Linked DNA regions of Homo sapiens: region 1 is linked to region 2. The links are chromatin loops, found by intact Hi-C in ENCODE. Cell type or tissue: heart left ventricle. All regions are shown on one strand. Each heading gives the region's core, and the rest is flanking DNA. Links, peaks and the distances in the headings are about the cores only.

Region 1 (7,219 bases), core at 2,873-5,372, 740 kb after region 2:
TTCAATGCATTTTGATTTGATTTTTGTATAAGATGAGAAAAACTAGTTTCATTCTTCTGCATATGGATATCCAGTTTCCCCAGCACCATTTATTGAAGACACCATCCTTTCCCCATTGTGTATTATTGGCATCTTTGTTGAAAGTGAGTTCACTGTGGACTTATGGATTTGTTTCTGAGTTTTCTCTTCTGTCTCATTGGTCTATGTGTCTGTTCTCATGCCAGTGCCATGCTGTTCTGGTTACTATAGTTGTAGAGTATCATTTCTATTCAAACAATGTGACTCCTTCTGTTTTGTTTTTTTCGTTTTTTCCTGAGAATAGCTTTGAATATTCTGTGTCTTTCGTGGTTCCATATAAATTTTAGGATTGTCTTTTCTATTTCTATGTCTATGAAGAATGTCATTGGTTCTTGCAGATATGTAGAGGTAGCACATTAGTGATCTCGGATTTGATCTGGAAGAATTCTCTGCATTAGCAGCCAGAGACTCATTTCTTCTCTTACTTTCCCCCAAACAAAAAGAGTCTCTCTGTGCTGAGCTTTCTGGAGTTCGAAGATGAGTGATACAAGCACCCCTGTGGCCACTACACCTAGGACAGCACTGGGTCTGATCTGAAGCCCACACAGCACTGTTACTGCCCAAGGCCTCTACTGTAACAACTCCCTGGCTGCCAGCTATTTTGCAGTAAGCCCCAAGGCTCTACAATTAGCAGGTAGTGAAGCCAGAGAACCTTCTGTCCTTCACTTAAGTGTAGTAAGTTCCCCCGGCCCCTGGATGGGTTCAGAGGTGCTGTCTGGGGGCTAGGGCTGGGGTTATAAACCTTAGAAATCCACCTGGTGCTCTGTTTTACTGTGACTGAGCTGGCACTAAAACCATCAAACACCTTTCCACTCTTCCTTCCCCATTACCCAGGCAGAGTAGTCTGTCCCCATGTTCACCAGCATCACAATCCCCTGGGGTGTACTGCCAGGTCACCACTGATGTTCACTAAGGCCCAAGGGCTCTCAGTCAGCTTGTGGTGAATGCTGCCTGGCCTGGAACTCACTCGTCAGAGCAGTGGGCTCCCTTCTGGCCCAGGGAAAGCCCAGAGATGCCATCCAAGAGCCAAGGCCTGAATCAGGGACCCCAACAGCCCACTTGGTGCTTTTCTCCACTGTGGCTGCTCTGGTGTCTAAGCTCAAGACAAAGTCCTCTGTACTCTTCCCTCAGATTTTCTCAAGCAGAAGTTGTCTCTCCTCATAACCACCACAGTTTGGAATGTGCTGGGTCACACATGAAGCCAGCAGATCTCTGAGGCTCACTAAAGACCCATGACATGTACTACCTGCTTACCACTGCTGATTATTCAGGGTCCAAGAGCTCTTTAGTCAGAAAGTGATGAATCCTGCCCTTACTGATTCCTTCCCTTCAAGGCAGCAGGTTCCCTTCTGGCCCAGGGTTTGTCTAGAGGTATTATCCAAAAGCTAGGACCCAAAATGGGAGCCTCATGACTCTGACCAGTGCCCTCTCCTACTGTGGCTGAGCTAGTATCCAAGTTGCAAGACAAAGTCCTCTTTACTCTTTACTCTTCTCAAGCAGAAGAAAGAGGTCTCTGTCAGAGCTGTGAGCTACACTGCCTAAGATTGAAGGAGGGGTGGTACAGCACTCCCTGGGCTGCCCCATCTGCTGTCTCTCTAGGTCACATGCCCCCCAAATACACCGGCTCCAAGCCCAGCACAACACTCAGACTTGCCTAAGAGTTGCGGTCCTTGTGGCCTAGACAGTCTTTCAAGTTTATTAAGGACCCCAGAATACTTTATCCCACAGCAGTGAGGCTTTCCACAACTCAGTTTTCAGCCACTGGGATGGGTGATTCCCTTCAGGCTAGGGCTAGAAATGTTCCATCCGTGGGTGGGCACTGGCTGAGTTCAGCCCAGTTTTGCTTTCTGCTATGACAACGCAGCACTGAGTTCAATGCAAAGTCTCACACTGCTGTGCTCTCCCTTCCCCAAGCATGCAGATTCTCTTCTTGTCACATGGCCAATGCTAGGACATAAGGGAGGGCTGGCATCAGCAACTCAAGACTGTCTTTCCTACCGTGTTCACTGCCTTTTTCAGTGATACAAAGTTTAAACCAGGTACTATAATTATTTAGCTATTTTTAGTTCTAATAAAGGTGTTTTTTATTTAGATAGTTACTCAATTTGTTATTCTTATGAGGAGAACAATTGGCAGAGACTTCTAATCAGCCATCAAGCTCTACTTTTGTGATCACATACATTCTGGATGGCAGTCTTATCTGGAGTAACGGGCAAATGTAAAAAAACAAACTCTTGCCACTGCCTGTCATGATATTGTTCTTCATATGCTGCTCAACGACAGCAACAGGTGTCCCTTTATATTTTCTTAAGTGTCACCCATATAGCTATTCTCACTGTCCTGTGGACATTACTAGAGTGTTTGGTGGAAATGCTTCCCTAGCTCACCCTGCTTACAAGCTCCAAGGCTCTTCCCTTTACAACAGTCGTAAGGCCAGACTGGAAGAAAGCCCCCATGAAGCCCATGTTTCAGTATCATGTTGGCACCGTCTATGAGCAACCCCATGACTCAGCAAGATTTCTCGCACTCTCCTTGGTAACTCAAGTCCCACAGATTGCTGCTGTGGTTGTATGAGTGCCCCAGGAGCCTCTTGAGTGTGGTGGGCATTGTGTGATGCCTGGGCAATTTTTTGCATACTGCCTCAAGGAAACACTGGAGCAGCAAACTCATCAACCCAATTTCTAAACACATGCAACACTCCTAATGGGGAGGGCACAGGGATCTGTGGCTATTCTGCATCTCAAGTTTTCTATAAAAAAACAGACATTTAAATATAAGGGAGAAAACATCAGCAAAAGCAAATACACAATGTGTGACTGAGGCTGAGGCTATAACTTCTCCATAGTCCAGAGGCCCTAGACCTTAAGAGTGGCCAATTATTTCAACAGCCAGACATGTGTCCCTTAAAAAGAGACTGGAACTTACAGACAGCTTCTAAAAAGCCATAAAGATATTTACTGTGCTATGGTGTTCTGGTAGTGCACTTGTGAAGTATTTGCCAAAAACCACCAGAAAAATACTTTTCCATGTATGAGCAGAGCAGATTATTACAACAGTAACTCACCAAGACCTACCCATTAACAGTGAAAAGATATGAACTTTTATACTAAAGCTGGATATAAAGAAGTATGTGGTTTTATGTGTTTTCCTTATCTGCACACTGTAGCCTTTAAAAATATGTCTTAAAGTGTTACATTTATGGGAGCAAATAAGGTAATGAAAATGGTTAGAAAGTTCACAAAAACCTTAGAAACTCACATGTCTTTAATGCTAGTGTTCACAAAGAGCCTGCAGTATTCCCTATTCCATATAGTCACATCTTTCCAAACTTTGGAGGTGAGAAGAATGGCTCCCATGACAATCTCTTCCAGTTGGTCGGGCAAAGGTCTATCTCCACATAACTTAAGAGTCTTTCTATGTAAATATGCAAAATAGAGCACTGGCCTTTGATTTAGTTCACTTTAAGTGCTCTGATAAGAACTCTTTTGAATGACAGATTTCTTCTGGTTTTGACCAGAAAGTGTCTTTTATTCTTATGCTCTACATACTTTGCTTGGTCAGGCAAAGCAAGAGACCACATTACAATCATAGGTCAGATACTTCTGCTGCCTACTCTGCCTATGGGAATTTCCAGCCCAATTTCGGTGACAAGAATGCCTGCATATGTCAGCCAAGGCCACCATGAAGAGAGGCAGTGTCATCATCTTCACACTCATAAAAGGCAGCACACACTAAGGACCAGTGTGGATTGAAGTTGTTCAGGAAATACTCAAGTGCCTACCAAATGTAATGTCTCATACTTAGCTGGGAGGTAGATAGAAATTCTACAGGCATGTCAAGCTTGAATATATAAAACCCATGTGATAGTGAGCAAATGTTAATCTCCTTTTCACAAACACTAACCCTTTTGTGGTGCTAGCTTAAAAAACTGCTGGTCAAGAGAGCCTCCCAGTGGCCGCTGTGCAGAGCAGCATGGCAGGTGCAGGTCTCAGGGGTTGTAAAACATTCTCAGTATTCAGTTGCTTGATAAAAAACACATGTGTATAAAAGAATGGCCCTCCTCTCAGCCCCTATTTTCCCATCTTCATGATCACTTCATGAAAATTTATTCTCTCTTACATCCTGCAACTTAGTCAATTCTGTTGGTTTAAAGGTGGAAACAGCTGCCAGTTTCTGCATCCCTGGGATTCCTCTAAGCCTGCCGAGTAGTTTGTGAGACAATCTCATGAATTAGCACATGTTTGATAGTTTACATTTATCAAACATCTGCTTTACAAAGAATTGGGCAAAGTGAACAGCTGAGTAAAGATTAAAGGTGAGCTGTGAGGAGGTGTTACCTCAGAGGGTGCTCTGCAGAAGAGTATGTCTGCGAGCTACCTGAACTCTTTATGTCAAAACAAAGGGAAAAAGTTTATTTTATACGAGTTTATTTCTTGTCTGAAGGTTATGATCATCAGCTCAGATGTAGAAATGTTTTCCCCACTGATGCCAACTTTTCTCAGTGCAGTTGATCCCATTCCACTTTTGCAGAACACTGTTCCTACAATCACCTCTTTTTGAAGATTTTGTGCCTCTCTACTAGCGATTTTCCCCAATCTAACTGTGTTTCCTTTGTTCCCATCTCACTCCCCACTACTCCTCCAGCTGTGTCATCTCATTGGTGCTCACAGCACCATGCCCTCATGCCAGCTCCTCATCTTCCATCTCTCCTTAATGTACACTGCCTGCCCCACTGACATTACTCTTCCAACACTTCTCTTGCCTAGGTTTCTGGTGCCTTCACACTTACAAACTGGAAGTCTCCAGCCCAACAGTCAACCCCCCAAGCCTTTTCTAATCTTGTACAGGACATTGCCATCTGCCTAGCTGCTGGGGCCAAATACCTGCATTTGAGTTACCCTTCTGCAATGTCTCCAATGCCTGTTATGTCTGCCTTCACTGGTAGTCTGCCTGGGTTGATTATGAGCCACAATCTCTCATTGCTCACCTGTATCACTCTAATTGCTTTTTAGCCCTCTTCTCTGCCTCCAATCTGCCTCCCAACCATGGCCTACTTTCCCCAAAGCAGTCACCATAACCTCTTTATTAACAGCACTCACTTCCCTGCTCAAGATCTACATGAGTCCCCTATCAAACTGGAATAAAACCTTAACATCTTCCTATGGCCTGAAGCCAAAAGGCCCTGTGAGCTGTGGCCCTGCCTGTGTGGCCTTATCTCCACTGCTTCCCTTATTCCTCACTCTGACCACACTGGTCACCTTGCTGTTTGTTCTGTGAACACATGTGAAACACATTCCTGTCTCTGCTGCCTGTAATGCCAGCACTCCTTCCCTTCGTTGCTTTGGGCAGGTCACTGTTCAAATGTTGGCTCTCTAGAGAGACTCTTCCTTATCATTCTATCTAAAGTACTGAGCACCCCGACACTCTGAATCCCTTTATCCAGCTTCCTCTTCCTGCTATTTGACACTACCTGAAAAACTACTTGTGTCTCACTAGAACATAAGCTCATAAAGGCAAGAACTGTATTCAACCTGTCCTCCCTTCTACCCCAGCACTTAGAAGAGTGACACAGAGTCAGTATCCAGTGAGTGTTTATGGAATGAGTCACTTCTCGGCAGCATTCAGCACTGTGACCACAGCATCTTTTAACTCTTTTATTATCCTTTCCTGCTTTTCCTCCTCCCATTCTAGCAGCTACTCCTCTGGGGGCCTGTCCTTTACTCACTATAAGTCCTTACAGACCTATCGTCTCTCAATTTTCTTTACCTTTTTTAAGACAGGGTCTAACTTTGTTGCCCGAGCTGCAGTGCAGTGGCATGATCATGATTCACTGCAGTCTCCACCTCCTGGCTCAAGTAATCTCCCTGCCTCAGTCTACCATGTACCTGGGGCCACAGGCATGTGCCATAATGGCTGGCTAATTTCTTTCTTTTTTTGTAGAGATGGGGCCTCACCTTATTGCCAAGTCTATTCTAGAACTCCTAAGCTCAAGCAATCCTCTTGTCGTGGCCTCCCACAGTGCTGGGATTATAAGGGCGAACCACCACACCTGGCTTTATGTTTTCTTTTCTCAAGATATGGGTTCTCACCATGTGGCCTAGGCTGGACTCAAACTACTGGGCTCAAGTAATCCCCCCCAGCTCAGCCTCCCAAGTAGCTGGGACTAAAAGTATGAACCCACCATGCCTGGCTTGTCCAATTTTATTCTACACACTTACTCTGCATTTGAACAGCTGCTATTACTCTTCACTCTGCATCTCTACCACAAATTCATGCTCTAGTCCCATATATCCAAATGATGACTAGACACTGCTACTCTGCTATCTAAAAGGCACATCTAGTTTAGCCTGAGTACAAAACTCTCCCTTTTCCAATCCAGCTTTCCCCCCAGCATCATCTATCTGTCTAAATCTGGAAGCACCACTCCTGCTTCCCTCCAGCATGTGCTGAGAGTTCCAAATGACTTGCAGCTCCTCGAAAAGGCCTGTGTCTGGTCCAGCACCCATTGAGGGCTTTGACTCAAGTGCACATCAGAAGCCTTCTCTCCTAAACTCTAATTGAATGGTAAATAAGTAAGTATTGACCTAAGTATTCTTTCCTTCCCAGCCATGCAGTTGACTTTCCTCTATAGGTTGGCTGTGAAGAGGGGTAAAACAATTTCAACAATTTGAATAGAATTTATTATTAACATTTTTACAATAGGAATTCTGTAGGGATGATGTAAATGTAAGGAAACAGCTATGGCTTGGAAGACTAACGAGCAAAGCTTGTGTCCCAGGCCTACTGGAACCACATTCCTGGGCAATTTCATAAGCAGGCACAAGTGATCAGTAGGGGTAGATTAAGACTCATGGCCCAAGGAACAAAGACGACACGGCAGCAGCTGTCAATCACAGCCTGCATGAGAACTGCCTGAGGAATGCAGCCTGGGACTCAGCTCAGAGCTCCACTGGAATCCGTCTCCTTACTGCTCCCCATCCCAACACCTCCGCCTGCCTTGCATGTGTGTACACTTCATATGCACTGATGTGTGGGGGGGAAATCAGAAATCTCTCCCGCTGCTTTTAATAGCAATGGTTCTATTATGAAAAACGCAATGGCAACATTTTAAGCTGTAATGATGATACAACTCGAATGTGTG
Region 2 (7,219 bases), core at 1,689-4,188:
GAACTTCATAGTGGGTGAATCAGGCTGACAACACCTGAATCCATTGATCAGTCTTAACCTCACAAAAAGAGATGGCTAGGCGTTATAGAAGTCTTCACTTACTGTTGTCGACAGGTTCTTGGAAACTTCAACTTTAAGCGAAATTACAAAACCAATGTTACCATAGGCTAATAGATACAAACAAAAGTTAAAGTTCCTATGGCCTATTTCTGGTCACAAAAACATCACCAAACTTCTAAATAAAGACCAAAAACAATTTTAATCTTGAACATTGAAATAAATGTGAATCCTGTATACATATAAGAAAGATTATAAAAACAAAATAATTATTTACCCAATTTTTGGTGAATCAGTGAGTCACGGCAGTCATGGTGGTGGTTGGTCAAATTGAGGAATAAATGTCGGCAAAGTAAAAATTGTAAGGAGTACCCTTTACCACCACGTGGTTCAAACCGTCACCAACTTGATGGACTCGCTGAGTGATTTTATACTGCATTGTTTATTGTTGTGCATTTGTATGATTATTGTCTAATTTAAGATTTTTTATTTGACAATAATTCATATTCATTCTTTCATTTTCCAACCTGCTTATTCCAGTTCAGGGATGCAGGTGGCCAAAACCTATCATGGCAGCTTAGGGTGCAAGATAGGAACCAGCATGAGACACAATGCCACTTCATCCCAGGGTGCACTCACACCCACACTCAGACTGGGACGATGTCGACACACCAGTTCAGCTAGCATGCTCATCTTTCGTATGCACATCTTTATGATGTGGGAAGCCAGAGTACCTGTAGAAAACCCATGCAGACATAGGAAAAACATGAAAACTCCACACAGACTGCGACTATGGCCAGGAATTGATGTTTATTCCCTTATATAGTGAAAGGCATTCAATGAAAGGCTGATATTAGAGGACTTGCTATATGTGCTTCCCGATGCAAGTACATCATACCTCACTTGAAGTATTCCTGCCAAAAAGTCTTTCCTGAAGCCCATCAAGCTCTAGATCTTACTATCAGTTTACTAGAAAGGAAAGAAACAGAAAAACATGTTAAATGACCCCATGGATAAGTAATCAACAAAATTCAGTGTGTGTGAAACTATTAAATAAATTACAAGGGTAAAAAGAGCAAGGGGTAATGTATAGAATAAAAGTGATTTAAGAGACGCATCCATTAAGGGCCACAGCTGGCCTTGTTTGGATCCTAATTTGAACAAGTCAACTGTAAAACAACAACAGCAAAAGAGAAAATTAGGAAAATTTGAGTACTGACTGGATATTTGGTAATATTAAGAAATTAAAACTTTTTTGGCATAAGGATTTATTTTAGAGCTACATACTAAAAATTTGTGAATGATTTGATACATCTGAGATTTGCTTCAAAATAAGCCAGGGTCAGGATGATGAGAGGAGAGGAGCAGAGGGTAGGTTGGTGAGGTAGAGATGAAATAAGATTTCTCCCAAGTGGGTAATTCTTGAAGTTGGCTGATGGATACATGATATTCATGATACTATTTTATCTGTTGTATGTTTAGAATTTTTTGTAATAAAAATTTGTTAAAGTGCTTAGAGAGCTTTAAAAAACATGTGAATGCTAACCCCCTTCCCTCCGCAGATATCTGATTTATTGGTCTGGGATAGGGAATCAATTTTTTAAAGTATCCCGGGGGACCCTAATGTGCAACCAGGGTTGAGAACTGCTGCTTTATATTATGTCCCTAGATGATCTCATTTACTGCTTTAAAACTATTAATATGCTGACACCTCCCAGATTTATGTCTCTAGCCCTGACCTTTCCCTGGATCTCTGGGCTTGTATATTTCTCTGTACATTTGACGTCATTACTGGGAGGTCAGATAGGCATCTCAGCCTGAACATGGCAAAGACACAACTCTTCATTTTGAACCCCAAACCTGTTTCTCTCCCAGTGTTTTCTATCTCAACAAATGGAACTACTACCTGCCCAGTTAGAGATGGTCAATAAATACTACTTCTGATAAAAAGAAAGTTTTAAAAAAATGAGTGTTATAGAAAAACCCCTCTAGCTGATTCAAAGAAGGTCTTTATCTTGTGTGACTCAACTGATAACCATAGCAAATATGCAGCATTCTCTGAGATATGAGAATTGCTTTGATTTATTCTTTAGCTCTCATCCCTCCAGAATCCTAACATTTGGAGCCAGTGATTAAATTTGAATGATATTAAGTTATTTTTCAGGTTTTTCTACCAGAACATTTGGAAGAGTTGGGATGAAGAAAAGGATGATGCATATGATTGTTTTGTCAGACGTGTTAAACCTCAATTGAGATTGTGTTTATTACTGACCTTGTACATATTGAAAAAATAGTTACCATGGCTTAATTTTACCTTTGTGAGACACACACATGCGCAATGCACGCACACACACACATACACACACACATACACACGCACATACTCTTACTCCAAGGGCCTATAGACAGAAATAGACCAATATACAAATAGTGCAGCCCCTTTTCAAGTTATTAAATGAAACGAACAAGTGCAGAGAAACCTGCTTTAACTGTTTATAAACTAAGCCTAAAATCAGGAGGTTTGTGAACATCTATTTAATGACAATTGTTTGAAAAACAAAGAACTTATTTGCATTATAGAGACTTTTTTGCTTGAAACTTAAATAATACTTTTTTTTTAAAGTATATGGCTTTACTCTAAGTTCCTATAGTAAAACATACTAGGTTAAACTAACAGATGAATCAAAAATACCTAAACGCATTCTTCTAATTTATCATATTTTGACAAGGAAAAGCTTTTCCGTTCAAAAATACCAAAATTAATCATGCAACCTAAATTAAGTAGTTGTTCTATGCTGATCTTGTTACATGCGACACTTATCTTTCCACTAGATGGTGCTGTAAGACCAGTAATTTTCTCCTGTATTCCTGAGCAGTAAATTAACAGGCAATGCTGCAATAAAATTAGAACTCACACTAAAAAGAATTGTAGAAGGTAATTTGTTTTTCCTATGTGAAAGATGATTTGACATTATATAAGACAAGGCCTTTACATTTTCATGCAGTTTGATTTGATTTAGTAAGTTTCTCTTGGTTTAAATAGTAAATAATAACAAAATTTTTTAAAAAATGAAAATCTGGTTAATGGTTCTACCTGGTTTACAATTATGTATGTCTGATTTCAGCTTTCATAAGTTGACTGTGATTTCTACCTTTCTAATTTTTCTATTGTGCATTTCCTATTTTTCTATAGTGTGTTCAGTACAATCCCAGAACATCAAAAAGCTTGAATATTTTCTAGGTTTGATACACTTGCTCTTAAAGAGCAGTGATTGGTTTTGATTGAAGTAGAATGTAATGGTAGGTAAATATAATGCATATCTGGCAAATTTGATCTGTATGTGGACAAAAAAAATTGTATTCTGATTTGAGAGCCTTGCATGTGTGGACAAGTAATGATCTCCATACATGCCTTGTACATCACTGGCAGATGGGACAGCATAAGGGAGGAATTGTCTTTAGTTACGGAGAAGAAACTGTGGCACTTGATGGAGAAACTGGAATGTTATCACATGTATGCAGACTCTAAAAAGGTTCCTGGGCTAAGATAGGAGTAGAGCTATCAGCAGGCAAGATCAAATCACTGTCTTGATTTTGCACCATGTGGCAAATATTTTTCCTTTCTAATTCAAAACACACTACTTCAGAACTTAGGGGTCTGAAGATGATGTTGGTTCACTGGTTCTAGACTGTAAAGTATCAATCTAATGAGAAGAAATAAGCTAACTTGCATGGATATTGGAAATGCTAAGAAACTTATTTTAAAATTTTAGTCTTAATCTTCGCAACTTAATAGACCAGTGGTTTGGTTCGTAATTTCTTATTTGCAAAGTAGATTTCTAGAGTATCTTTAAATGAGTGTGGATAACCAAAGTAGACAAAATCCTTACTTTTTCAAGCTTTACCCAATCCATTTACTTGGAAAAGCAAGAAAATAAAATCTTCTGTTCATTTTAAATATTGAGTGTTCACCATAATTTGATATGAATTAGGATTTTGTTCAGCTTTCTCCCCTCCCCCCATCTTCTTAAGAGCATGACGAAGTTAAAAAAATAATAATCTAAGACAATAGTTCTCAACCTTGGCTACACATTACATGCTTGGGGAACTTTAAAAAATACCTCTCCACTTTCAGAGGCCCGTTTTTATTGCTCTGGATGTTGGCCTGAGCATCTGTATTTTTGAAAGATCCTAGGTGATTCTAATATTCATCAGAATTGAGAAGCTCTAACCTAAGGCACAGCTAGTTGATATACATTTAACTGAAAAATAAAGCAATTATTTTAAAACTACAGGTAATGGCAATATTTTATTTTATTGTTAAACCCATTAATTTAATATCTATTGACTGTACATTTATAAATTATTTTATTACATTGAGACATACTTTTTGTTCTGTCATTATATTTGAGAATTTATGTAAATGAATAAATTTCAAGTGCCAGTAAGGTGGTCCAGTACAAGGTTATTTTGTGTTAATCATTCTCTAATAATGACAGCATTTTTTTCCCCTCAAAATCTCAAAGGTTTATTTTTTTGAAATCCCCTGGTCTTTCTCTGGGAATATTCAACATAATTTTGTGCCTATATAGTGCTTTAAATGTAAGGAAGGACTAGACAGTTTGAGTCATTTCTAATTTTTGATCCTATAAATATGGTAATCTTTTAAAACATTTTAAAATCACATTCAGATCTCTGAAAAACATGGCAGTCTTAACCATTGTGAAACAATTTACTTCCCTCTATACCCCTACTCCCCAGTTGGCCCTTGCCACCCACTCCTTATTAAGATTTTGAATCTAATATATGAGAAGAAAATAATTTCTTATTAAATAATGATTACAAATTGTACAATATGAACTTTAGGTAATTCTAAAGCACAAATGTTTGGATCTAAGAAAAAACAATTCCTCAAAAGAAGAAAAATTAATGACTTCAATGAAGTGGTGTTTGAAACTTTCAACAGTTACCACTTAGAGTACTATTCAGAGAGACTTAACATGTACCTGAGTTATAAAGCACTTTTCTTAGTGGGTCTTTGAGGACTCCATGGGCTTTCTTAATGAGAAAAAATGTGTCTGAAAGGCAATGGATTTCAGTTTGCTTTTAAACTCTCAGGGATTATGACATTCTTGAAAACTGAGTTCCTTCAGGACGTGACTACCACAATCTGTTGTCTCAATGTGAGGAGAGTTACAGCAAATTTTTTAATCTGAGAAGCAGTTTGGCAAATTGTAGCTCTGAGCAGGAAAATATCTCCATGGTTGAAGGGTTAAAATTGTATTCAGAGATTGAACAGGTGAAGCAAAAGCTAAAACTCATGGAGAGTCCTTTGTTGAGGTATGTGTGCCTTTGTAATTCTTAGCTAGTTAGCATCTTTTCTTCCTTGCTATCTTACTGAGAACTGTTAGGTCTGTTTGGTTTCTTCATGGTATGTGTTTGGTTATCAGAATTCTAACATCTAAGCAAAGGGTGTCCATCCAGTTGTCAGAAGTTCCACCCATGAGATCTCCTCCACCATGATGACTGGTCTGCTGTGGACCCTACTCATGGACAGGCTTTGCCAGGTGCCTTGGGGGAAGATATAGAAATTCAGGTAAAAGAAGAGTGTCTTGCTGCAAGTGGCTTTTTTCCTTCTGATTCACCATAGGTTTTCATGAATTCTACACAGAGCTTCCCAGAGGTGGTTTTCTGTTAAATAGGAAGTAGTGAGAACCCTGCCTTTCATCAGCAGTAGCCACTTACCAGGCATGCATTAGGTTCAGTCCACTACCAAAGGAGATGCTTCAGCGTGCAGTGTTGGCTCCATTTTCAGAGTGAGACATGAAGGCACTTGGAATAATACTCGAGTTGCTTTGTGGGGTTGTATATTTGTCACTTTGCACACTGCCTATAAATACCTGATAAAGAAAAGAGGTTTAATTGGCTCACAGTTCTGCAGGTTATAAGGACACATGGCAGGGGAGGCCTCAGGAAACTTACAATCATGGCAGAAGGTGAAGGGGAAGCAGGCATGGCTTAAATGGCTGGAGGAGGAGGAAGAAAGAGAATGAGGGTAGGTGCTACATACTTTTAAACAACCAGATCTCATGAGAACTCTGTCATGAGACAGCACTAGGGGGATGGTACTAAACCATTAGAAACTGTCCCCATTACCCAGTCACCTCCCACTAGGCTCCACATCCAACACTGGGGATTACAATTGAACATGAGACATGAGACTTGGTTGGGGACAGAGATCCACACCATATGTGGGTGTATATTTGCAAATATGTTGTTGTTTTCTAGTTCTTCGGTGATCCATTATCTGTTATAAATGCCTGCTATGAAGGTGACACTGTTATCGTTTGTCCTGACCATTTTGTGGTATGTGGCATAATGGAGTGCAGTGTTGACTCCATTGAGTTGGAAGGTGGGTATGGAAGACACAACCAAACTCTCATGCATGACATGATTAAGTAAACAATAAATGACTGTTCTTGTCAAAGCTCCAAGAATGTGATTTCAACCTATTTCACTTCAAATGAATTATTGAATTGCCTTGAAACATTAAAGGCATTGGAAGCTTAAAAGGAGTTGACCCAGTTTTTGAGTAAGTGGACTTGTGGTTCTTTGTAGCAGTGTATATGTTGGGAAGATACTTACAGGGCTGTATAGAAAAAAGACCATGAGGAAGAAGCAAACTATACAGATCGTAGGTGATTTATGGAAAGGATGTCAAATTTCTAGAATTAAAAAAAAAAGATTCCCAACAATATTATTTTTAATTTCAGTATTTTTTAGTTTGTTACTTGCTCTTATCTCATAGATATTGTGATATCTTAGTGCATGGCTGTTTGTTTTTTGTTTTAAATTTAGCTTATTTTTGTGAGAGATATGGTGAAGGGCGTTTTACTTGAAATTGGTATCAAAAATTATCTTAATTCTCTAAAAGTTTGCTGAGTGTCACAAATGCTACACTTTGTGTCTTGACACAGTATACTTTTGAAAACGTTAATGTTGAAAGATTAATATTAAATATATAATAGTTAATAGATAACTATTATCTGCTTTAATAGATATCTTCAATATCTATTAAAAATAACTTTTCCAGTTATAATCTTTTTGTTCATTTGGAGTAATTCCTAAGTTCAGATTACTTTACAATTGTTCATCTTGGTCT

What was found. A loop is a pair of places that touch in the nucleus more often than their neighbours do. Peaks named below come from ENCODE experiments on the same cell type or tissue, not always from the same donor. Only the 100,000 strongest peaks of a DNase experiment are listed, where the experiment ranks them.
Region 1: a loop joins it to region 2, with 9 times the contacts of the local background. A loop is called at or near these places in 40 of 110 quality-filtered maps.

Annotation. Positions count from the first base shown.
Region 1 is chr19:27,970,980-27,978,198 of GRCh38, reverse strand. The region is part of intron 3 of LINC02987 (long intergenic non-protein coding RNA 2987); the gene reads right to left. Among named protein-coding and RNA genes, the nearest start is that of LINC00662, 180 kb to the right of the region's middle. In heart left ventricle, for the core only: a CTCF peak has its summit at 4,029 (motif pointing left); no DNase peak of the experiment used is centred there.
Region 2 is chr19:28,706,172-28,713,390 of GRCh38, reverse strand. It overlaps the pseudogene LOC100420587. Among named protein-coding and RNA genes, the nearest start is that of ERVE-5, 100 kb to the right of the region's middle. In heart left ventricle, for the core only: a CTCF peak has its summit at 2,885 (motif pointing right); no DNase peak of the experiment used is centred there; H3K27me3 peaks cover 490 bases.